Linked DNA regions of Homo sapiens: regions 1, 3, 4 and 5 are each linked to region 2. A link is a loop called in an ENCODE intact Hi-C map of the cell type or tissue named here. Cell type or tissue: mammary epithelial cell. All regions are shown on one strand. Region 1 holds the start of ARHGAP29 (Rho GTPase activating protein 29). Region 2 overlaps ARHGAP29-AS1 (ARHGAP29 antisense RNA 1). Region 3 holds the start of ARHGAP29-AS1 (ARHGAP29 antisense RNA 1). Region 4 overlaps ABCA4 (ATP binding cassette subfamily A member 4). Region 5 overlaps DNTTIP2 (deoxynucleotidyltransferase terminal interacting protein 2).

Evidence for each region. Peaks named below come from ENCODE experiments on the same cell type or tissue, not always from the same donor. Only the 100,000 strongest peaks of a DNase experiment are listed, where the experiment ranks them.
Region 1: a loop joins it to region 2, with 6 times the contacts of the local background. A loop is called at or near these places in 73 of 110 quality-filtered maps.
Region 3: it touches region 2 in a loop (5-fold over the local background); 74 of 110 quality-filtered maps call a loop at or near these places.
Region 4: it touches region 2 in a loop (16-fold over the local background); 93 of 110 quality-filtered maps call a loop at or near these places.
Region 5: it touches region 2 in a loop (4-fold over the local background); 5 of 110 quality-filtered maps call a loop at or near these places.

Annotation. Positions count from the first base shown.
Region 1 is chr1:94,234,862-94,239,861 of GRCh38, forward strand. ARHGAP29 (Rho GTPase activating protein 29) reads right to left here and starts at 2,723. Exons shown (of 23, transcript NM_004815.4): 1 at 2,554-2,723. RefSeq lists silencers at 2,447-2,686, 2,697-2,926. In mammary epithelial cell, a CTCF peak has its summit at 2,124; DNase peaks (open chromatin) are centred at 2,250 and 2,810; H3K4me3 peaks cover 2,929 bases; H3K27ac peaks cover 2,976 bases.
Region 2 is chr1:94,333,142-94,338,141 of GRCh38, forward strand. ARHGAP29-AS1 (ARHGAP29 antisense RNA 1) reads left to right here. Exons shown (of 4, transcript XR_002958338.2): 3 at 168-268; 4 at 1,371-1,665. Among named protein-coding and RNA genes, the nearest start is that of ABCD3, 83 kb to the right of the region's middle. In mammary epithelial cell, a CTCF peak has its summit at 2,910 (motif pointing left); a DNase peak (open chromatin) is centred at 2,890; H3K27ac peaks cover 1,262 bases.
Region 3 is chr1:94,245,161-94,250,160 of GRCh38, forward strand. It overlaps ARHGAP29-AS1 (ARHGAP29 antisense RNA 1), which reads left to right and starts at 2,708. Exons shown (of 4, transcript XR_002958338.2): 1 at 2,708-2,974; 2 at 4,253-4,359. It also overlaps a transcript of ARHGAP29 not described here. RefSeq lists silencers at 2,468-2,557, 2,578-2,787. In mammary epithelial cell, no CTCF peak of the experiment used is centred here; DNase peaks (open chromatin) are centred at 2,641 and 4,014; H3K4me3 peaks cover 3,010 bases; H3K27ac peaks cover 2,540 bases.
Region 4 is chr1:94,059,198-94,064,197 of GRCh38, forward strand. ABCA4 (ATP binding cassette subfamily A member 4) reads right to left here. Exons shown (of 50, transcript NM_000350.3): 12 at 3,915-4,120; 13 at 3,380-3,556; 14 at 1,340-1,562. Among named protein-coding and RNA genes, the nearest start is that of ABCA4, 59 kb to the right of the region's middle. In mammary epithelial cell, CTCF peaks have their summits at 2,415 (motif pointing right) and 4,316; no DNase peak of the experiment used is centred here.
Region 5 is chr1:93,871,752-93,876,751 of GRCh38, forward strand. It overlaps DNTTIP2 (deoxynucleotidyltransferase terminal interacting protein 2), which reads right to left. Exons shown (of 7, transcript NM_014597.5): 2 at 4,517-5,000; 3 at 3,894-4,032; 4 at 1,368-1,463; 5 at 321-485. Among named protein-coding and RNA genes, the nearest start is that of DNTTIP2, 5.0 kb to the right of the region's middle. In mammary epithelial cell, a CTCF peak has its summit at 2,521 (motif pointing left); no DNase peak of the experiment used is centred here.

The DNA.
Region 1 (5,000 bases), 98 kb before region 2:
TGGTCACTGTCACTGGTAAAGATGGTTACAAAAATTAAAGACATTAAAACAATTTACCTATTTTAGCAGAAATAATTTACTTTAAGTAACTACATGTAAAATAGTAACCCAAACTTTCAAAGTGTTTCAAAACTGCTGGAACATTTTTAGACAAGACTTAAAAAATCTGCAAAAAACAAACACAGCAACAACAACATCAAACACATGGCAAGGAGAAGAGGAACTCTTTTCCTCTTATAAAAAAGGATTATACCCTATCTCTAGCCAGCATTATAATGATTAATGTGCTGATTTTGTTATATATTACTACTTTTCATATTCCAGAGTAAAAAAAGGAAACATTACAATTGAAAAAACGTTTAAAATAACAAACTTAACCCAAGCTTTCATAAATGAACTATGATAATGAGAAGCTGGAACAATACACACTTTCCAAGATCATATACACTACTTTCTCATGCGCGAAAATGAATATTCTCTTGTTGGAAGTAACATAAAACTTAGTTACTAACAGACTGCAACTGGCAACTTAATTAGGTAATGACGCATGCAAAGTACTTAGCAGAGTGCCTGGTTCATCATAAAGATGAACCATAAAGAAAAGTCATTATTACTAGCAGTGCTTTATTGTGGGAAATTGTTTTTGAACAAGATGTGGCTTCACTACAATACATAAGTGGATTGTGAGCAAGAAATACAGGACTGGAAACAATTGTAGAAACTTAACTGACTCTGTGGAAACCTACTAAAAAGCTTCCAAGTGAAATTTGAACTGTGCAAATAGACTTGTGCAAAATATTTTTGACACACTAATTCTGGTGCATCTCTTTCAACTTCAAACCAACAATATTAAAAACATGTATTATCCACTTCTCAAAGAATTCTCTAGCAAGTAGAAAATTACCGTGCAAAACCACTTCCATTGTATGTTGTAAATCTAAGTGTTGTGTGCATTAGAAATGTAGACACAAACTTCCTATCCCCCACGACTGCAGGAGCCTGTGTCAATCAAATGTCCGCTGCCCCACGCATGCCCCCTGCCAAATGCACATTACGGCAGTAGTTTCATTTTAGGCTCTCTAATTGAAGTGTAAAACTGCCCCCAAACATCTATACTTACTATTTCCCATTCTACCATTTCTTCTTGAGGAAAAATTGCCAGATATTTCAGAAATCTGCTATTTCAGCACAATTTCAGATTTGGCAAGAATCTACTTTGAGATGCTAAAAAGATTAGATGAGCTCATCCTAAAACGATGATTAAATCTTTATGGTTTTAAAAAGCACTCTCCACAAAAACAGAATAGGGACATGTGAGAAAGAGTTTTATCAATACTATGCAAACAATTTTTAAAGGAAGGCATGCAATACACATGCACTTCATTTCTGTACAGTTTGAACCTAGCACGCTTTAAAAAGAGGAAGCTGCCCAGCATCCCACCCCTCCAGAATGTCTAGCATTCCTGGCAGGCAGTACTCTCCTTTGACCAGCCAAAACTACTCTTTGCCAAAGAGCAAGTTCCTCATCCAAGAATTTAAACAAAGAGGGAAGAATGGAGCAACCAAAATGGACAGCCGACGGTGGTAACGACGGACAAAAGATAAACTATAGACAAGAGATACAGTCACAGAGACAGATGGAGAGAAGGGAAGGAGAGCTCAGCTCCTGCCATTAGCAGGTAATATCCTGCCCTCCGAAAACATTTGGGGCCAATACCCTCTGAGAAAGTTTTAAAAAGATAAACATAGAGACAAGAGGCTCGTCAGTCACGAGGGTTCCACCTTGAAACGTCCAACTCCAGCTCACCCGCCCCCCAAAAAATTTTTTTTTTTAATTAAAACTGTCAAACCCCAAAACACGTCCACAATTGAACTGGGACAAACCTCTGAGACTGAGGAAAACTCTCAACGAAACCCAAAAAACACAGACCAGGAGAAAATGCACCACGGAAATCCTAAAATATCTCAGGAATGAGAGCCCAACTGGAGTGAGGGCTGCAGTCAGGGCAGGTGGGAGCGGGAATAGAATCCAGGCAAGAACACAGACCCATAGTGATCAGGAGCACGGATTCCGGAGCAAAAGCGCCTGGGTTTAGGTCCTGACGCTGCCAACCACTAGTCTGTGTGCTTGGGCAGGTTTTTAACCTCGGTTTCCCCGTGTGAACCGAGTCGAACAATCATGGAGTGTTCTGAACATTAAAAGAGTTAAAATGTGCAAAGGCTTCAGAACAGCAGGCGGACCCGTTGTACGCGCTGTGTGCTAACTTTAATTACGATCGTCACCGTCTGCTCCCGGCCACCGCTGGCGTCCTCCCCAGCTCGTCCGCGCCTCCCTCGCCGGGCGCGCCCCTAGCCCCGGCCGGACCCTTCCCGTGGACTCCAGTCCTGGCTCGAGGACACCCGTCCCTAGCGCAGCCTGCCACCGCTTCCACTCGGGGCCGCCCCGCGGGCCTCCCGGACCCTGGACGGCAATTCGCGGGCGCTCGCGCGGGCAACCCCAGCCCGGAGCCACGACCGCCGCGGCCGGAGCAAGCGCCACCTCCTCACACTCACCACGGCGCTCCATCTCGCGTGCCGGACGCGGACGCCCGCCCCACACCTACGGCCGCCGCCACCGCCGAGGGCTGGAGCTCGCTGCCCCCATCCCCCACGGCCTGCGGACGCCCGGCCAAATCTCAGCCGCAGCCGCAGCCGCAGCCACAGCCACAGGCACCACCACCACTGCAGCCGCCACCGCCCCTGCAGCTACCGCCACGGCCGCACCGCCCGCCCGCCAGCCCCGCCCCCTGGAGCCCAGCCCATTGGCCCGCGCTCCCGGGGGCGGGGCCGGCGACCGCGGCAGGTACGGGAGGCAACTAGCTCGCGCGCAGAACGCGACCGTCAGTTGCGCGCGGCCGGACGCTGTCCCAGCATCACGGGCTGCGTCGGCTGCCCTTTTGGCTTGCAGGGGACAGGCAGAGCGACTCAGAGAAAAGTCACCTGAGGACTAGATGCGGCTAATGGCCAGATGAGCAGCTACATTTCTTATGAGACACTTCTGTGGATCGCCTTTTTCCTCCCTCTTCCAGGGGTTAGGGCCTGGGGAAGGGCGCCACACGTCTGAATGAAGAATGAACTACCTCAAAACCAGCCATCTACTCTGCCCCTCTGCCCTCTATGGAGGGTAATAGTTTCCACTTAGGCCTATCTGTATTTTTTTTTTTTTTTTTTTTTTTTTTGGAGACGGAGTCTCGCTCTGTCGCCCAGACGAGTCTAATGGCGTGATCTCGGCTCACTGCAACCTCCGCCTCCCGGGCTCAATTGATTCTCCCACCTCAGCCACCTGAGTAGCTGCGATTATAGGCACCCATTACCACGCCAAGCTAATTTTAGTATTTTTAGTAGAGGCAGGGTTTCGCTATGTTGGCCAAGCTGGTCTCGAATTCCCGACCTCCCGACCTCAGGTGATCCACCCGCCTCAGCCTCCCAAAGTACTGGGATTACAAGCATGAGCCACTGTGCCCGGTCCTTTCTTTCTTAGCTGCACTTTCAAACTCACTTCATAATGAGAAGAAAAAAAAAAGTCTGAGAAAGATGGAATAATTATAGCAAGCAGGGCTAGAAAGCACATAGTCCCTATATCACACCACTCGCTGGAACAAGCGATGGCACTTACCTCAGTGCTGGAACATTCAGAAAGAACTCATAGAGAAACAGAGGAAAAAACACAGGGAGGGAGACTGTGGGTAGCGCTGGGGTCTGCGAGAAAAATGACCACACACGGGAGAAACAGAAAAAGACACAGGAGAATGTGCTGAGGAAAACTGGAAAGAAAATGAGGTGCAGACACAGGAAAAGGGAAGAAAACCAAGGAAGGCAGAAATAAGTGAAGGCAAAAAGAGAAAATAAGGAAGAAAAATAAAAGGAGAGACTACCCACTTAACAAACAGAAAAGTAAGTGAGCATGACAGAACCAAAAGTAGGGTAGCGGGGCAAGAGAAAAACTCATTGACAAAGAAAGAGAAGAGGGACATCTTACATAGACATATCTTTGAACCCTTACAGGAAAAACAATGCTAAGAAAATACAACAAATTTGGCTCCTCAGGTGCTACTTAGAAAAGATAAATAAGAAAACTCAGCTCCTTGGTTACTTTGGCACCATACTGGATTTTTTGGACTCAACTTACACAGATTTTCCCCTCAAATCCCCAAAATAATAGTAACAAGGTCCTGCCACAAATAGGAAACCTCAAAAACCAAAATTCCTTCTAATCGTGCTGAAAAAGAAAAATGCGCCAAGGACTCTCACCATGGAAGCCAATGATGCCTGAACTGAAGCAAACTAATAAGAGGAGACAAAGGAGTCCCCAGGCCAAGGGGAGGCTGAACAGTGCAACTACGATTCAATCATAAGTAAGGTTTTTGGAAGGAAATTTTTGAGGAAGTCCCTCAACCTCAAACACCCTCTTAAGTCTATTTTAAAATATATTATTTTGCACTTATACACCATTTCCCTTAATAAAGAGGACTGTGTTGCTGACTAAAATGGAACTGGAAGCATCACTGACAAAATCATGAACAAGTTCCTGATGGAGAGAGAGGGTGTATGGATGGAGGTGGGGGTGTGACAAAGAGAAAGGAGCTCACAAGGAGGAGAGAAAAGCAGGGAAAGAGAGACAAAGGGAGAGACAAATATGTGAGAAGGAAAGAGAGACAACAATAAAGGAGAAAGAAAGACAAGAGGGAAAGAAGAAAGAAATATGCAGAGATAAGGGGAAGCAGAGAAAGAAAATGAGATGGAGAGAGATAAGGAAGATAAAAGAGACAAACAGAGGTGATAGAGACTACCCACCGATAGAGAAAGGAAAGAGGGTCATTTCTCACATGCAAACAGTTCTGGGGGAAATGAAGCCAATTAGGCTCTGAGGTTTTACCTTAAAAATACAAACATAAGAATCCAAGGCTCCTTGATTACCTGCTTCCACAATTATTTTTCAGACTTAATTTTTAAAATTTTTT
Region 2 (5,000 bases):
GCCATGAGATGTGCGTGACTCACCCTGGAGAGGGGAGCTCCTGTACAAATTGACCATTCATGGTCTTAGTTCTGAACTGCCTTTCTGGACCCTTCTTTCTGTTTCTCCTCTACTTTTGATGCTCTGAGCTAGCAAGTTTGATGTCCTTCTTCTGTTCCCTATTCTAGGTCTGGGCTTGATGTTCACCGATTTTCCCTCAGCTCCGACTGTGGCTCCTCTCAGCTGACTCTGACCCTGCTCTCAGCCGGGCTGCATCTGCCCATCTCAGGTAAACATGGCTGAGCCTAGGTAAACTGTGGGACCTCTCAGCTGGAGCTCCACTCCTGTGCGTGGAACACCTGGCTGGTTTGGCAATTGAATTAGACACTGGGAAGGCATGAGCTGACATCGCTCTTCCTTCAAATATTTGGAAGGGGCAGTTTCCTTATTCACTACGGCCTCGAAGCAGAGAATGAGGAATACTGGGGCACTAAAAGGACTGAGTGTAACTTAAAACAAAAAGGCGCTCGACAGCAGCCAGAGCTACCACAGCTGTCATTTTGTCCTCACTGAAAGGGCTCCAGCAAAGGCTGGATAACCATCAAGTGGCAACACTCTGGGAACGTTTGCAAAGGGAGCCACGCATCCTACAGATAATTTTACCAGCAGGTTTGCAGGTTCCTTCAGCACTGAGCTTCTCAGATTCTAAACTTTTATACTTCTTTGAGTTAAAAAAAAAAAAAAAGTCAGATGCAGCTGGGCGCGGTGCCTCACGCCTGTAATTCCAGGACTTTGGGAGGCCAAGGCAGGCGGATCACCTGAGGTCAGGAGTTCGAGACCAGCCTGACCAATATGGTGAAACCTCGTCTCTACTAAAAATACAAAAATTAGCTGGGCATGGTGGGGTGCACCTTTAATCCCAGCTACTTGGGAGGCTGAGACAGGAGAATTGCTTGAACCCGGGAGGCGGAGGTTGCAGTGATGAGATCATCCCACTGCACTCCAGCCTGGGCGACAGAGCAAGACTCCCTCTAAAAAAAAAAAAAAAGTCAGATGCTTGACTAGAAGGGACAACTCGGAGTGAGAACTGGAGGGTCATTCGTGTGTGGTTGTTGCCAAGGAGGAAATTAAAAACTGAGAAACAGGAGAGTTAAAATCTAAGTTGGGAGAGGGGAACCTCAGATCCCTTCTGAGGATATAGTTAAACTGTCTGTGTTTTCTGTGCCAAACAGAGCAGCTTAGACCTAAAGAATGTCAGCAATTTTCATCCTCCCACACAGCTACTTTATAATAATTAGTTTTACTACTTTTTTTCACAAGCTATTACTTTAATTATTTTAATTAAGTTGTTCATGCACTTGCGTTGCTTACAAGCACTTTTCTTTTTATAGCACATCAATAAACAGCAGAGGGAAACTACCACCTTGGAAGGAGCCAGGCAGTTTCTGCTGGGTAGGCCGCAGCCTGGAACATGGAAGTAGCTTCTTCCATCCTACACTGGAAACCACCCAGCATCCCGGGCCCTCCAGAGAAGAGCCAGACTCCCTTCCCTGGGAAGAGACTATAGTCCTATCTGTATCCTCCGTGGTCATTGCCCCTCAGTCACAGCAATGAAGAGCAAATTACCTGTTTTCTGTATGTTCCTCTGACAACAACTGCCACAGAGTAAATATGAAAGGTTCTGGATGATTCCTTGTCAGCTTTTATTAAAATTCCACATACTTGGCATTTCTTAGCTATCTGGGTTGACTCCTGGTTCCACCCCTTACTAGTTGCGTGACCTTGAAAAAGTGACTTACCTTCTCACATTCTCAGTTTCCATATCTGTCAAGTGTAGGTAAAAGCACCAAACTGGTAGAGTTATTTTGAGAATTATATGAGTTCTGAGTGAGAGGGTGCTAAGACCTTGCTGGTTAGAGTGGTTTTTCAATCCTGATCACCTCCTTCTCCCTCTTAGCTTCTTTTCTCCTCCCCCTCCTGCTTCTAGTCTAGGCTTCTGGCAATTTTGACGTAACAAAAGTGGGATTCCTTCATTCCTGACTTCAGAGCTTTTCCTTACTTCAGTATTGCATGATAATTCTCAAGCCTGTTCTTTACATAAATACAAAAAGGAGAAAGTGAAATAGTAGAGGAACCGACCGATTTGAAGGAGCTGCCACTATTTGATTCCTCCTGTTAGGACATCTGAATGACCCCAAGTTCCTGTTCTTGAGGCTGTTGTATCATATTCTTAAAAGCTATGCATGCATTCTGCTTTGAATGTGTCCCTCAGCCTCATTCTTCTCCACTTGCTGGGGGCCATCCCGCCCCACGGGAAGGTAAGTTCAGGCTCAGAAGGAAAGACACGACAAAAAAATCTTGCTTTTATTTTTGTTGTCTAAAATCATGTTTCATGCTCTTCTTTGAATAAAATCCAGGACTCCAGAGATGACCTGTTACTTTTCTTTCAGCAAGTCTCTAATTTGCCGAGGAGTAAACTTGTAATGAAAAGAAACCAGAACTCCCCAAGGTAGCTCCCCCTCACAGTCATTCCTCAAGGCAGGGGATCTTTAGAGCAGACCTCAAGAACTCCATCCTTTCTGTGAAATAGGGCTGCTAACTCAACACCTGTTAAGTATGATTTTTTAAAATATATTTTTTGTTAAAACTTTGATTAATAGAGACAGAAACTTTCACTCCAAAACCTTTGCTATGATTAGATCTAGAACAGAGACTATTTGGTCTACGTTTGAACTGAAAAGTTTGCCCTTGACCTCGTGAATTGTATTGTTCTAATTAAAGTGATAACTGCAGTATTAGCTTTTATATAATTCCAATAACCAAATCGAGACTGCCCATTTAGGTTTTCAAAAGGAATCTGTTAGCACCATCTTGTGACTATTTTGGTACCGCTTAAAGAACAAAATTTTCAGCCTGAGGCTTGCTTGTGTTCAAAAAGGCGTCTTCTCGCGCCCTCTTGTGATGTGTTACAAAACTGGGAGAAACAACAGATACAGGATAACGCCTGTGGTTCCAGGAATTGCTCTTCCTGCTATCATAGCTATTAGTGATTCTTTGAAAAATCACGGCTATTAATAAAAATCACTTCTATTAATTTTGCTTGTAAGTTAATAAAGCAAATTACAAAGCAAATATATGTAATTTGCTTTATTAATTTACAAATATAAAGTAATATGAGAAATAACAATAAAGTCTCATTGTAACCTCAAAAATGGAAATCAAGGTAGGAGGCTGAGGAGGGTGGATCACGAGGTCAGGGGTTCGAGACCAGCCTGGCCAACACGGTGAAACCGTCTCTACTAAAGATACCAAAAATTAGCCGGGCGTGGTGGCACGCTCTTACTTAGGAGGCTGAGGCAGGAAAATCGCCTGAACCCGGGAGGTGGAGGTTGCTGTGAGCTGAGATTGTGGCGCCACTACACTCCAGCCTGGGCAACAGGGTGAGACTCTGTCTCAGAAAAAAAAAAAAAAAAAACCCACAAAAAGTTAAAGCTGGCCAGCCAAAGAAAACATAAACTATACTTATGCTATTTCCTCACAGCAGCAGCACTTTGGTTCGTAAATGGAAGTGCCCGCCATCTTGGTAACTAAGCTTTCTACACACTAGGTGCTGCTCTAATTTTGTCACATGTGCATTCGCACCACAAAGAGGTAAGCCCTTTACCATAATCCTCATTTCCCAAAGAGAAAACTGAAGCACAGAGAGGGAACTGCCAAGGGCCAGTGACTGGTCAGTGACAGAGCTGGCGGGTGAAGCTGGGACTGAAGGCCAGCCACTGCAGGGGCCGAGGGAGAGCTTTCCCCTTGTTTCTCTGAAGGTTCTCTGAAGAAATCAACTAGCAAAAAGCAGGTTAATTGGAAAAAAGGCATACACATCTATTTAACATGTATATATGGGCGCCTTCAGAATGAAGACTCAAAGATAAAAGAGAAATTGTCCATTTTTATGCTTAGGTACACCACAGTATGGACAGCCATGTAGAAATATGACTGGATGAAAAGAGTATGATCCAATGCTAATAGACTGAATGGGGACGCCCAGCAAAGCCTGTCTGTCTGGATTCTTCTTGGCCTCCTGAGCACCATTCCTTCCTTCTGGGTATGGGGCAGGACCCTGTCTGGAATGGGGGGGGCGGTTATACGACTCATAGTCAAACAAGGTGGGTCAGATAATTTCTTTATAGCCTGTTTTTATGCAGAAAAGTGGAGGGAAAATTAAAGTAGTATTTTTCAGTTTTATGACTAGCTTTGGGGAGAAAAGATTCTGGTTTCTATGACCTGCCTTGGGGGCAGAGGGATTCTAGTTTCTATGACTAGCCTAGGGCAAGTATGGCACTGATAGGGCGGAAGGGCAGAGAAACGGTTTTGCTTCTAAGGGTGCTTCCAAGGCCTTCATTTTGAGGCATTGATTTCTGAGCCCCAACACACCCCTACTTCACACTACCCACGACTGTGACTTTGGGCAGGATTTTAGTGTCTATTGCCACCTGCTTTTAACCTTCATTGTTCTCCTAGCCCTTTAGCAATGTCATCTAAGCACTTGGTAAACGGTGGTGTGAGTCCTGAAAAAAGCACCTGAAAAACCTCGCATTGGAAGTGGACTTTAGGTGTGATACAATTTGAAGTGCAATATAAGAGATATTGATAAAATCTCATTTTAACCTCTAAAATGGAAACAAAGAATATCCTTCCCATTTTTGGCCGGGCGCGTTGGCTCACACCTGTAATCCTAGCACTTTAGGAGGCCAAGGTGGGTGGATCACAAGGTCAAGAGATCGAGACCATCCTGGCCAACATGGTGAAACCCCGTTTCTACTAAAAACACAAAAATTAGCCGGGCATGGTGGCACGCACCTGTAGTCCTAGCTACTTGGGAGGCTGAGGCAAGAGAATTGCTTGAACCCAGGAGGTGGAGGTTGCAGTGAGCCAAGATCACACCACTGCACTCCAGCCTTGTGACAGAGTGAGACTCCATCTCAGAAAGAAAAAAGAAAGAAAGAAAAGAAAAGGAAATCCTTCCC
Region 3 (5,000 bases), 88 kb before region 2:
CACTTTGTGAAACAGCCTGGCAGTTTCTTACACAGGAAATGTACATTTAACATACAACCCAGTAATTCTCCTTTTGTATGCATCCAAAAGAAATGAAAACATATATTCACCCCTAAACTTGTATACAAATGCATAGCAATTTTTTTCATGATAGTCAAAAACAAAACAACCCAAACTCCATCAACAGATAAACAAACTGTGGTACAGCCTTACGATGGAATACTATTTAACATTACATATCCATGACATAGGAAAAAATCATAGATGAATCTCAAAAGCATTAAGCTAAATGAAAGAAGCCAGGCACACACACACTGTATATCTTTGGTATGATTCCATTTACATAAAATTCTAGAGAATATGAACCTAATCTTAAATGACAAAAGAATTTCGTTGCCTAGGAATGCAGTGGTGGTGTAGGTGTGGGGGAAATTGCGAGAAGCCTTTCATTTCCTCCACTAAAAATAAAGCATCCCTTTACTTTCCCATAGGATATTCAACATACTTGGGAAACTCACGATATTATACCTTGGGCCCCATCAATATTGTCTATTGCTACCGAAGATGCAAAGGTTCTACAGGACTGTCTACCACAAAATGGGATCAGACTAAATTTTCTTAGTGAATGCTGAATGAATAAGTGACACGAGAATGAAAATTCTTTAGGGTGACTTCTGGGCATGAACTTTGTTCAATGTGGTTATACTAACCCCCGGGACCAAGAGCAGTGGCTATAAAAGCCCATGTTCCTAGGTCAAGAGCCTTTACATGTGAGGAAGTGAAGGTGCTTACAACTGAGGTAGATACACTATTTTAAGGAGGTAAGGGGAGCAGTAATGACCAACCACTATACATTCTTGGGCAGCGCTTTTCTACATCTCAGCCAAAGTTCTATTTCCTGCCAAATTGGGGACTAAAACATTTTCTACTCAGGTCTATTCTATTTTCTTCAAGTTCACTCTTAAACTCTTCTCAGAATCATCAGACAAGAACTGTATACATACTGTAAAGCTCATGAAGCTTAAGCATCAGGGTTGCTTACTTACACAGTTCCTGTAACAAGGAGGCATTTTGAAATAAGCATTTCTGGCAAACTGCGTAAAGAAATCACTACAGAAAGGGACCTAATCTCCAAGACTCCCATAATTTTGTTGTGATTCACTCATTCTGAATATTCACTTTCATATCTAATTTTGAAGTATTTTTCTTGAAAGGGGAATCTCCTCTCCCAAACTGAATGAGGAGGAAGCGAAGCTAATTCCCAAAGATTAATAAAGAAAAAGGTAAATGTAGAACAAAAAGGTACTTAGAACTTTCATAAAACATCTCCTAACATTCCCCTTCCCCCCGCCAACCCCTCCATCCCCCGCCCAAAAAAGATCCATCTTTAGAAAACAGAGGATGTCAAAGATCCAAAAAAAACAATGTGGAACGCCACCCTTGGTTTTTAAAGAGGGGTGGTGGTGGTGAAAAGGTGAGATAAACTAGGACAAATCAGAGGGGCTGAAAGACAAGGGAGGAACGTCCTTGGCTGCTCTGTTTAAACCAAGGCAAGATCCTCCCTGGGAACACCGGGTTTCTATCACAGACCGGGTCCTGGGACACCTAGTGAAACAAACGCACAGGGGTCCGCTCTCTAGGTGGTAGGTGCAATCTCCCAGCTTGTCCCTTCCTATTTTGCAGAGCACACGACTTGCCCTAGAGCCATGGCTGGGAAAAGGTGGAAGGGCGAGACCAGGCAGTAATGAGTGGGGAGAGAGAAGGGGAGGAGTAGGGTGGGAGGGAACGACAGAGACGCTCCAGAAGGGGCACACGGTGAGAATGCGCAAGACGGTGTTTTACAACCTTAGATCTCCCTCCCCCAAAGTAATAAATAGCCAGGGTCTAGGTGAGGTGAAGTGCAATAAGAAAAAGTAAATATGGAACATGAGATGTCTGTTTTACTCAGCCTTTGCATGTGTCAGACTGAAATTTCAGAAAACGTCACCAAACTTCCAAAAAGCATCCCCAGTAAGAAAGACGGACTTGAGACCCGGTGAAGAAAACCAATGGGGTAAGGGTAAAGGAGCCCCTGAATTCCGCAGTGAGGCGATGAGGGCTGGTGGCTAGCAAAGGGAGCGGGGCTGAGACACGCTCGGGGAGTCCTGTAAGGGGAGGAAAGTCCACCCGGCCAGCTTCTCCCCTGCTGCCCGCCGGCGTCACACAACTCAGAGCGCGCACCCGGGGTCCGCGGCGTACCGGCAGCGCCCGCCCGCGTCCTCTCGCTCGTCCGCGCCTGCCTCGCCGGGCGCGCCCCTAGCCCCTGCCGGACCCTGGACGGCAACTAGCCGGCGCCCGCGCGGGCGACCCCAGCCCGGAGCCACCACCGCCGCGGCCGAAGCGAGCGCCACCTCCTCACACTCACCACGGCGCTCCATCCCGCGTCCCGGACGCGGACGGCCGCCCCACACCTACGGCCGCCGCCACCGCCGAGGGCTGGAGCTCGCCGCCCCCATCCCCCACGGCCCGCAGACGCCCGGCCAAGTGGCAGCCGCAGCCACAGACACCACCACCACCACCACCACAGCGGCCGCCGCCTTTGCAGCTACCGCCACGGCTGCGCCGGCCGCCTGCCCCGCCCCTTGGAGCCCAGCCCATTGGCCTGGCCCGCGCTCCCGGGGGGCGGGGTCGGCGACCGCGGCAGGTTGGGGCGGCTGCTCGCTCGCGCGCAGAACGCGGCGGTCAGCTGCGCCCGGCCTGAAGTTGTCCCAACCGCGGCCGCGTCGGTCGCCCTTTTGACTTGCAGCAGGGCGGGCAGAGCGACTTAGAGGAAAAGTGACTTTTTGTACCCTCCTGCAGGGAGCAGGTTCTCTGTCCTTGTTTAATTAGACATTTCTCAGGTGGGCACTTTGAATTCCTTCCAGTCAAGACTCAGGTGTTCAACTTGTTTTGTCGGCCGTCTTCCTCCACCCTTCTTCTCCCATTCAAAACAAAAGTACGTTTTGTGCTTAACTTTAAAACTCCCCCCACTCTTTTCTGTCTTCAACTGATTGTCACTTTCAGCAAACCAAATAAATTACTCAAAACATCAGCTATTATACAGTCCCCGACACATGGCAGGTGCTCAGTAGATGCTAGTTGATCGCATGTCCCCTAACCACGCTACCTGCTTCTTACCATTAAGTGCTCCTTCAGTCATGGGACTGATCAACACGGTGGAGGAAGCCGCAACCAAAATAAAACATTTATCTAGATGTTGGATCACACATCATATCATGTATGGAGGAAAACAAAACACTGCATTTATATATAATATATATTAGTAACACTTACCAACTCTACTAAGAATACCTTTCCTGTCACCTGTGCTGACACATAAGCACTCCATGAATATTAGCTGATTAATGGGTAAAATTATGGAAAGGGAATTTGGAAAAATCACTTAATGGCATCTTCCCTTTAAATATTTTTCAAAAAGATTAAATATCTGTCATATTCTTCACCCTTCTTCGTTAGGAGAAATATATTTGAAAACATTGTCAAAGGAAGATGTTTTTGTTTTGTTTTGTTTTGTTTTAGAGAGAGACAGGGCCTTGCTCTGTGCTCAGGCTGGAGTGCAGTGGCACAGTCATAGCTCACTGAAGCCTTGAACTCCTGGACTAAAGGAATACTCCCATCTCAGCCTCCTGAGTAGCTGGGACTACAGGCTTGTGTCACCACACCCAGCTAGCTCTGTTGTTTATTTTTATGTTTTGTGGAGATGGAGTCTTCGCCATGTTGCCCAGGCTGGTCTCAAACTCCTGGCCTCAAGGGATCCTCCTGCCTCATCCTCCCAAAGTGCTGGGATTAGAGGCATGAGCTACCACACCTGGGTCATTTTTATAAGTAAATATGATTATTAACTGAGAAAGGGTGAATGTCAAACATCTGCTATGTGGGATAAATGGCTGTGTTTGGCAAAGAAACTAAAAAATAAGGGGCAATATCTCCACCAAATCCTCTAACACTGACTCAGCATGTGCCCTGAATCATCTTATAAGCCAACTAGGTTTTTTACCTATAAATGTTTCTTCACTAAAGTGGCTCATGATCATGGTTTTGGAGGACGAGGACTAACAGACACACAAACAAGAAATCAAAGGCATAACTGGATAGTGCATTAATAATGAAGCATGTATGACAGATGATGTGGTATTGTTATTTTATAATTACAGTATATATTAACACATATCCACTCTGCTTATTGAAATATTTTTCATTCCTTCCATGATAGAGAATCCTGCCTCTGCTCTGAAGCCTTTCTGTTCGCTCCAGTGAAAATTAGTCATCCACCGGGCGCGGTGGCTCACGCCTGCAATCCCAGCACTTTGGGAGGCCGAGGTGGGTGGATCACTTGAGGTCGGGAGTTCAAGACCAGCCTAACCAGCATGGAGAAACCCCATCTCTAGTAAAAATACAAAAAATTAGCCAGGTGTGGTGGCGCATGCCTGTAGTCCCAGCTCTTGGGAGGCGGAGGCAAGAGAATCGCTTGAACCCAGGAGGCAGAGGTTGTGGTGAGCTGAGATTGTGCCATTGCACTCTAGCCTGGTCAACAAGAGTGAAACTCCATCTCAAAAAAAAAAAAAGAAAGAAAATTAGTCATCCTATTTGACATCATATTGTACATAGGATACTATTCTTGTGGCACTTATGGTTTTGGTGCCATGGTTTTTGGCAGTGTTTATGCTAATTAGATTGAAAGTTCCACAGTACTACATTAGTTAGGTCTGTATCTAATACAGAATGGGCCCCCACTAAGAATTTTCTGGAGGGATGTTGAGGGCATGAATGGTAGGCCCAGCAGTAAAAATTCTTCCAGTGTGATTTTTTTTTTAAATCACAAACTGCACTCAACTTGGTTGTATCTAGTAGAACCAAATATGATGGTCACAAAAACCTCATGTCTAAAGCAAAGCCTATCCCAGATATCCTGTTCCCTGAGGTGAAGGGACTGATCACAAGTGTGCATGTTCCATGTGGGT
Region 4 (5,000 bases), 270 kb before region 2:
AGGACACAAACATGTTGGTACTGGGAAAAGAAGCAGACTGAGGGATGGGAAAGAACAAGGGAAACCTAGATAAGGACAAGGGGCTCAGCTCCTCCCCTCATCTCTTAGAACTTTGGTGCCCTTTGCAAATGTAAGCCCACATCCAGGTGGGGTCAGGTTGTTTGAGCAGAATGACCTCTACCTTAGCATTTGTCTTGTTAGGACTCTAGCACAGAGCATAACCAAGGCCACAGATCACTGGATCATGGAGCAACATTAAAAAGACAAAACCTTCAGATTTAGTACATTTTACCGTAAGGAGAAAGGGCAAGATTTGGCTTAACTGGAGATGTGTTGTTTGAACAGGATCTGATGGAACATTTGTGGATCAGGTGGGTACCAGATATGGGCCAGCATGGGATGGGAGACACTCAGCCAGTCTGTGGTCACTACACACACTGCCTAGTGTGGTACAGCACTTCCTATCATGATGGGGAAGAAGTAGAACAAGCTCAATCAGTCCATCTCAGGAGCCTGTAAAGCCTGAAGTCTAAAAATTATACCAAATTCCACCCAATAAAATATAAAAAATGACCTAAATTTATATCCTTATCATTTAACAAGTACAAACTATCATCTACGGTGGAGGAGCTAAAAATGAAGGATAGCAGCGCATTGCAAAATAATGTTTCATTTCCAAGTCTAGCTCTCAGAGGAGTTGCAAGTTTGCAGAGGACAGACCAATAGATGCTGCCTGTGGCTATAAAAACTCCTTATCACTGAGGAAGGATGGACTCCAAATTCCATCCTTTAAAAGAGAGAGAGGTGTTGGAGCTTTTTCAGGCAGCAGAATGTTTTTTGGTGAAGCCATGTAGGAGGTGACCATGATGATGATAAGTAAATAATCCAGATCTCCTCCCCTACTGCTACTGAAAAGGCAAAAGGCTTTCCCCATTTCAACTCTAGCCAGTAGTTAAAATTGTAAGCCCAGGAAAACACTCCCTGAACTGATTTTTTCTGTGTTTGGAAAGAGAAGACCACTTTAATTACACTATCACCCTGTGCAGGGCTCTGCTAATAGCAGCTTCTCCAGATGGTCACGGAATGGGACTGGGAAGTCTGTGTGGACCATGGACCCCTGGGCAGGAAGTGGGAGATGGGAGGATGCTGTGATACAGTGGCTCCTTCAGGAGATTTCGTCTCTTTGAGTGTCTCCCACGTTGGCTAAAAGGAAGGGCTGGGAAGCTAGATGTCACGCTCTCCTTGGTGGCCACATGACTAATCCAGGCACATGAACAGGAGGAAAGGGGAAAGGAACCAAAGTATTCAAGATTTTCTGGGCCTTCTCCATTTGGCTTACCATGATGAATATCGTCAGGAGGAAGATGCTCATCGACATGATGGAGAAGCTGTCCAGGAACCAGGTACACCAAATCACTGCATTGGAGACACCCTGATTTTTCAAGGTCTCCTTCAGTCGCAACTCCTTCTCCAAGACGATGCTCTTCACAGTCATGGAGACAGAGTAGATCCATGCCAGCACCATGAAGATAGGGAAACAGCGGTTCAGGATGATCATGAAACTAAAGCAAAAGGAGAGAAGCAGAATAGTAGAGTGCTCTGTACCTGGTAGAGGCAGAATAAATGTTTGTTGAATGAATGTGTTGAGAACAAAGCCCAGATGGAGGGAAAGGAAAACAGGAAAACCTCCCCTGGACATTTAATGGGCTGGAATCTTTTAACACATTCCATGTTAGCCCTGAAGCATTATTTTTTGTTTATAGCAGAGTGCTGGCTTTCTGGTTAGCCCGGGTGAATGCTCTGCAAGTAAAATGTGTCAATAAAATTATATCCTCTATGTCAAAGATCTTCCCTGTAAGGCCTTGCAAGGAAAAAACTGCAGACTTGATGATGTGGATGGGATCTGAGTAGACAGCTACATGCTGACACTGAAACCCAAGAGGGTGGAGGACTGACAAGGGCAAGTGGTGGTGGTAAGAGCAATAACTTGGCTCCCCAAGGGGTCAGCCGCCCCAGCACAGTCTGCCCTGGAAGGTCAAACCCTAGTTACACAAAAAGACACACAAAATAACTAATCAGTTTGGCACTTTCAGAAGGCGAATGATCCATCAATACATCAGTTATCCAACAGCCACTGGACCCACCACCAGCCATGCACAGGTGGAGGAGACCCTGGTATATCCACCTGGCAAACAGGATAGATTTGATACACTGGAACGACTTTCTTGTGAACTTTACACGTTTTCCCTGTGTTTCATGTGCTAGTAAAGCCCTTGGGATTATTATCTATTGAAAACTGTTGTGTGTTGTCACTGAAAGGGCCCAATTCCAGCATGGGAGGGTTTCACTCAAGGTGGCCCTAGGGAGAGAAGCATATGTTCGTAAAGCATGCACTTCTGGGACTAGCCACCAGAGGACTCTCCCATACCAAATGACCCAGCTCCCTATTGCCTCCCCACACCCACCTCACTTCCCCACCAGCCACTCCCGTCCTGATCCTAAAGTGGACCTGGGCTTTCGCCCCTGGCTCCATTTCCCAGCTCTGCCTATTGTCCGAACCCAAACTAACTGCAGACTGGCCACTGTTATCTCAAGTTTTCTGTAGAGCTGAGGCTGGAAAACCCATTGGACAGTTATTAAAAGAGGGTTTCCTGTGTCCACACTGAGTTTTAGGTGAACTCAATTGTAGATCTCTGCTGCTGTTTTGGTAGTGTGTCTGACCCCATCTATAATGACAAATGAGCCTCCCAACCCTCCACCCCGGCCCTTTCTCTACCACCCCCCAAATCCATATTCAGTCAAACAGTAGGCTGCTTGCTTGGCTTATTCCTGGTCAACAGATATACAGGCCTGGGATGGGAGTGTCCAGGGAGGCAGGTCCTGAGCTCATCCAACACATTCCTCTGCCTTGTCATTGAGCATACATCATGGAAATGTTAGTTAGGGAAGGGGCTGCATTATTCCAGGGCTCCCAGGAACCAGACCTACTGGCCATACAGAGTCCAAAATGAATGCTGATGTGGCAATCATTGGGCAAACATTCTGACCAGAACCCTTCCACATACCAAACATACTACATAGTGGGGAATTTGTCCCCTCCCCCAGCCTCACTTTCCTTGCTTTAATTTTCCCCTTCCCTTTTCCAGCTACAACATCAACTCTTTTCCCTTTCCCACCACTGCACTGACTCATCTGTGCCTGCCTGGAGCTTGGGAGAAGCAGGTTCCTCAGTCAGAGCTCCATGCTCTCCAATTTGGCTCTGGTCCCTGGGGCTCTCTCTAAAGACATGGAAGCCTTGAGGGCACCCCCAGCCCACCCCAGCCCACTCCAGCACCCCCATTAGCGTGTCATGGAGGAGGATCGCGAACTTCAGACTCACGAATCGTCCACGAAGCAGGGGTAGGGCATCTGCTGGAGGTAGATTCCAACTGGAGCCTCCGCCTGCACCTGGCTCCTTGTGATCCCCTGTTCAACCATGTCCTGCAGATAGGCAAACCCGCCCCAGATGTACCGGAAATCTTCCACGGGATCAGCTCTGGGACCAGAATCCCAATACCTGAGAAGACACAGAGGGACAAAGGATGGGAACGGGCTTGGATAGCTCACTCACACCTCCCGACCACAGGGTGACTCGGAACTCATTCTCTTAAAATCTTTCTCCTAAACGCTTCAAAAGGATCCAATTCTATTTCCTAGTCCTCAGTTTAAATCTCAGTTTTGAATATTAGCCACAATGTGACTCTGTAATTGCTTTCATTCAAGGACTCTTTGTTGAGCTTTATAAAATATCTTATTTTTTCTTATTTAACTTAATTTTATTGATTTATGAGTCCAGTCTCAATCCCTTTCTCTCTACCAAATGTAATTTCCCACTGACTTTGGAGAAATGCAGCGAGCCCTTCCTGAAACATCACCTGTCTTTAATCTTATTGGTTTTCTCCACCACGTCTATGTCCATTCGGATCTTATACTTCACGTGGGGTGGTAGAGAGCTGGTCCAGGGATACATGTCAGGGAATACCACTCCGGCCCAGAACATGTTTTCCTCCAGTAGAGAGAGGGCACGTTGGGTGAGCTGAGTTTCATCATTGTAGCTTTCAAACTTATCCAGGACCAAGCACTGCAGAGAGTCACAAAGTTGAGAGAGTGTGAGGAGGACCAACTGCAAAGACTCAACTCTACACACAGAAAGTCACAGGATAAGGGCTGCTGTCCCAGGAAATGGTCAAATGCAAGGAGGCCTATAAACTTAATGTTTGCTTAACTCCAGAGTCTGGTGTTAATTTTTCAACGTGTCCAGATGTAGGGGCGCCAGAGAGCTTGGAAGTGCTGACGTGCTCTTATCCCTGCAGAGCTAGTGAGGACCACACTTTCCAGATGTCCAAGGCTGTCCAAATATGCAAGTCTTCAAAATGACAAAAATACTCCAGGCTTTTACTCTCCAGCATGGGGAGGCGAGGGAGTGGGGTCACACTGGCTACAGCCTGCTTTGAAGATCAGAAAGCCTGACGATTAAAGAGCTTTAAAGAGAGAGAGAAACATTCCTAGCCTTGAACCTTTCTGGCTCTCTCCAAACACACAGGATGGCCAGCTGAGGGAAGAGCAAGGAGGAAGAGAGAAAATAACAGACAGCCAAAATAACTTAGTCAGGGAAATCACTTCCAATTACAATTCTGTGACAAGTAATGCTGGGGGAGGAGGAATTTCTATAATATGCCTCTTTTCTTCTCCTGGAAGAGGAAAAAAAAAAACCATTACCCACAAAAGAGCAGAACTAAGAATGTTTGAAAATTTGAATATGATGGTTGTCCTCCTGTATAGATTTGTTAAAGCACTTATATTGCTATTTGCATCTATTTCCTTTTCTTTAACCTCCTGTTCCTATCATTGTGAGGGCTATTGGTGTCGACATTTCTTTCTTAGCATGTAACTCACAAGAAGTCAGATGGTCTTGTCTTGATTAAGTTGTTCCCTGAATGCATACTGAGAATCTGCAATGT
Region 5 (5,000 bases), 460 kb before region 2:
CCTTTTACCCCTATCCCGTATGGACTCTTGCTGTTAGGCTGATACTATTCATACATTCACATAGTGAACTTTATAGGTTCAACAGGTTTTAGCTGACCTGGAAACCATTTGTAACACCATCTCTCTAAATGTGATCAAATTAAAAGTTAGTGGCTGAATTGGGTAATGGCCATTCTTATATGGCCTATGCAGATATGTTCCATACATTAGGCATGCACAATGGAAATATCCTCTATTTTAGGAGTAAACTTTAAAGAACACTACAGTGCTTTCCAAACTAAAATTCACAGATCATCACCACTATTCTGTTTGCTTCATACCTGGAAGTACTTGGGGAAGCCATCTCTATCATTTTTCTTGTAAAATCTTTTCGGGTCCATGCTGGCTCTCATCTTCAGTGCTTTGAGATCATTTTTCAGTTCATTTGTCATTTCTGGAGCTTTCATACCAAACCAGCCATCCCCTGCTGTTTTTTGTCGTTCTTTCTGAAATTATGATTTCAAAAATAAACATTCTAACAGCTAAGAGTATACATTATAATTCATTTCCCCTGAAGTAACACATACAGAAAATTTTGTAAATTAAAAACAAATGGTTACTTTATTGAAAGCACTTAAATCCAGAATCATAGAGATAAAAGGAATTAAATCACAAAAAGTGACTTCTCCGCTAAATTAGGGACAGGATTATCAGTTTCATAAATGAGGGCTCCGTAAAATCTATTTTCTGTCTCAGAGAGTAACTGCTGACTTGCTGGGAGAATAACACACAACTTCAATTTTTATTGTCTAAAACAGACTATATGCAGTAAGAAAATGTATAAAAACACTTTCGTTTCTAGAGCTTATATGTAAACATTTTTATTCAGTCACCCAGGAGTCTCAGAATGCCACTCATACAAGGATCCAGAACCTTGTGTTATTTCTACAATAAAACAAAATACTATTCTTTAGAAAACTCCTACAAGTTATTTAATTTTGTTTCATTCATACAACAAGTATTTAGTTAGTGCCTACCATGTGCCAGGGTGCTCCATATTACAGTAACATTACTAGAATACCATCCTCAACTTTCCTTCAAGCTCTCTGGATAACTAGTCGAAATGGCAGATAGAAGTAATCTATATATATATATATTTTTTTAAAAAACCTCTACTTATAGATGCACTATTGTGGCTGCAAAGATGTGAAAATCTATACATAATGTGTTTATGGTACTATATTTTACAGCCCTTAGAAATCTGTAATTATTTTCTTTGGACTCATATATAGACCAACAGATACAGTTTAATTGTGCAGTTATGTTGTATAAGCTGAAAATATATAGCCAAACATATCTAAGCATTTTAATTAAGTCACTGTACTTACTCTGCGTTTTTTCTGAAGTTGATACTTTGATTCACTATATGGTGGAACACAGTGGTTTTTTTCAAAATCAGGTGTAATGACGGCTTTCTGCAGAAGCTATAAAAACATAAAATTGGTTTTAAAATAATGTCAGAATGTTATATAAGTTTTTCAACAGTTTAAACTTCTGTAAGTTTTAAAATTTTTAGTCAGCCTGGCAAAGTGGCTCACACCTATAATCCTAGTGCTTTGAGGAGGCCAAGGGAGGAGGATCACTTGAGGCCAGGAGTTTTAGACCACCTTGGTCAACATAGCAAGACCCTGACTGTAAAAAAAAAAAAAAAAAGAAAAGAAATTAGTTGGGCATGGTGGCACACACCTGTAGTCCCAGCTACTCAGGACGCTAAGGCAGAAGGATCACTTGAGGCCAGGAGCTTGAGGCTGCAGCAAGCTATGACTGTGCCACTCACTCCAGCCTGGGTGACAGAGTGAGACCCTGTCTCCCCCCAAACCCAGCTCCCTCCCAAAAAAAAAAAGAAAAAAGAAAAAAAAGGCCAGGCACGATGGCTCATGCCTATAATCCCAACTCTTTAGGAGGCCAAGGCAGGACAATCACTTGAGGCCAGGAGTTCAAGACTAGCCTGGGTAACATAAGAAAACGCCATTTCTCCAAAATAAATAAATAAATTTGTGCAGTCAAATCTGTTTATCTTTTCCTAAATGATTTCTGTACTTTTGTTACTTGACTAGGATGATTATATTCTCCTAAAACTCTGTGTGACTAAAGGAACCTCAGGTTAATTAGTATTTTTCTCAGTACAAGAACCAAGTAAGACTGCTCTGTAGCCCTCAAAATAGTTTACAGGAATATAGTACAAGCATTAATTTGGGACTGACATTTGAAATGATCAACTCAGAAATTAACAGTCAGGCACACAATTCAGGTTCAGGCCTAGATGTTTCTGTGTGGTATAGGTAGCCGTCTAGGCTTTCCTATCACTCATAAAAGGGGGCATGATATTTACTTAACAAATGATTAAGAGTTTGCTGTGAGTCAAGTACTGTAGTACATTCAAGGACAGTGGTTCTCAACTGGGAGCATCTGGCAATGTCTGGAGACATTTTTGGTGGTGGTGAGGATAAGGAAGAATGCTACTGACATCTAGTGGGCAAAAGATAGGGATGCTGTTAAACATCCTACTATGCACGGAACATCTCACAACAAAATTATGCAGCCCAAAACATCAGTAGTGCTGAGACTGAAAAACCCTGTTTTAGGAATATAAAGAAAAGATGGTAAGTTAATATATCACATGATCAACAATGAATCAGATCTATGCTAGATGTTATGGAAACAGAGGGGTTGTGAGAAGGACTGGAGGTAAAATATTCCCCAAGGGCAACGATCAATTATTTTGCACTTGCTTGGGGAAAAGCAGGGTAAGTTCAGGCAACTACAGTAGTCTTCAGTGGCAAGAATAGAGCAGATGACAGCTGGGTGGGGTAGAGAGGTACTTTGAAGGATTCAAGAGAATACTGTCACATCTGTGTGTGTGGTGTGTTTTTTGGGGCAGGGAGGAGAGATGTGGTCTAGCTATGTTGCCCAGGTTGGTCTCAAACTCCTGGGCTTAAACAATTCTCCTGCCTCAGCCTCCCAAAGTGCTGGGATTATAGATGTGAGCTACCTTGCCCAGCCGGATTTGTGTTTTTAGACAGAGAAATCTAGAAGTGTGGAGGATGGCTTGAAGAACAAGATGAAAACAAGATCAATAAGGAAGCCACTGGAGTAGTCCAGATGAGAAGCAAAGGCCTGCACTAGCTGGTGACAGTCGCTTGAAAAGGAGGAAGCAGAGAAATATCTTCCCCTAGAGGCTTGGTGACTGACTACAAAAGGAAAAGAGAGTTTGGTTTCATTAGCCAGAAAAAAGAATACAAGAAGAGGATTCCTGGTTCAGGCAGGGAAAGGGGAATTAGTGACGTCAAGTACCTGAGGACATCTAAATGAACAAATAGGTACTTGGATTTAAAGGTCTGAAAGTGACAGTGAGAAGCATCAAGGCTAGAAAATATAGATTTAGGAGAAAACAGTGCAAGGTGTTGGCTAAAGCTAAGGGTTTGGGTAAAGTTACCTTAACAGTAATTCCTTCTGAAATTATATGTAAAATGTCTATATGCACATGTGCATTTTTTTCCGGGTGGAAGAGGCAGGCAGGCATTCACAGCTTTCAGATTCTCAACAGTCTACACTAGTTAAGAACTTAAGAACTAAAAGTATAGCAAGAAAAGGGAAAAAAACAAAACCCCTGGGATCATAATTGGTGGGTGTAAGATGAGGAACACTGACCCTGTATTGATTTATTTTTAAAGCATTATCATTCATAGATAGGATTTTATTGTAAAAAGAAATGACTGTTTTAGAGAGAAGGAAAAAACTAACACATTAGGCCAATGTGGTTTCACTGTAGGAAAATTAAGTCTTTTACCAAGGACTAATTTCTAAAAGTGATTGGTTAGTTCTGTGAAAACCTAACAGCACAATTAACTTACCTCATTTTTCTTTTTCTCCTTGATCTGTGTTAGGGTTCTCTTGTTAGACTGTAGTTTATCTGCATTAAAATTAATATACAAACCACCCAACTGCTTGATACTCAGACCAGGGTCTATGCTGCTGCTTGTCAACTTCAGACTGAAAAAGAAATCATCACTTAAAGATCAAGTAATTAAATCAAAATGGAAACATATAAGATGGCATTTTAAAAAATCACTTATTCTTCTCTTCCCTTGTATTGTCCACAATAAAGAAAAAAAAGCATCTTATTTTTATGAGGAATTCCTGAAAAAAAACTCTAAATAAATATATTTTTCATCATTTTATTTTATTTTTTGAGACAGGGTCTCACTGTTGGCCCAGGATGGAGTGCAGTAGTGACCACTGCAGCCTTGAACTCTTGGGACTCAAGTGATCCTCCTACCTCAACCTCCCTGGGTGGCTGGGACTACAGGTGCACACCCAACACCTGGCTCCATAATGTCAAATGAATGAGCCATTCCATGAAGAACCCAAGGCAGTGATTTTCTCATTCCCCAGGCTAACATTTCATATTTTTATGGTAAATTAACCACTTGAAATACATGTATCAAAAACTTATAAAAATAAAGGAAAAACTTACAGTTTAGCCTTTGTGCTATTTAGGAAGTCTTCTTCATCACTAAACTCATCTTCATTTTCGTCATGGTCTGATGAATCTTCTTCACTTTTTTCATCCTCTTCCTCTTCTTTTTCTTCCTCAATGGCAACCTCACTTGCCTTGTCTTCCTCTTCCAAGTAAAAATTTTTATCAGCACTCATTCCAGGAGTTGTGTCAATTACAAACAATGCATTGTCACATGACAGACTTCCTGTGTCTCCACTTAATGACTCCCTTTGGCCACTATTTTCAACAAAACATAAAGTATCCTCTTCATTCTCACTGTTTTCAGACTGTTGGCTTTCATCACTGCTGAGAACTAGTAAGACAGAATTATCTTTACCCTGAGATGTGTTGGGCGCAGACGTGTATAGTTTGGTATCACATTCAAAATCTACATTCCCTTCACTGTTCATGTCTTCACTGACACTTATAACTGTGGACTCTTCTTCATCATCACTACCAC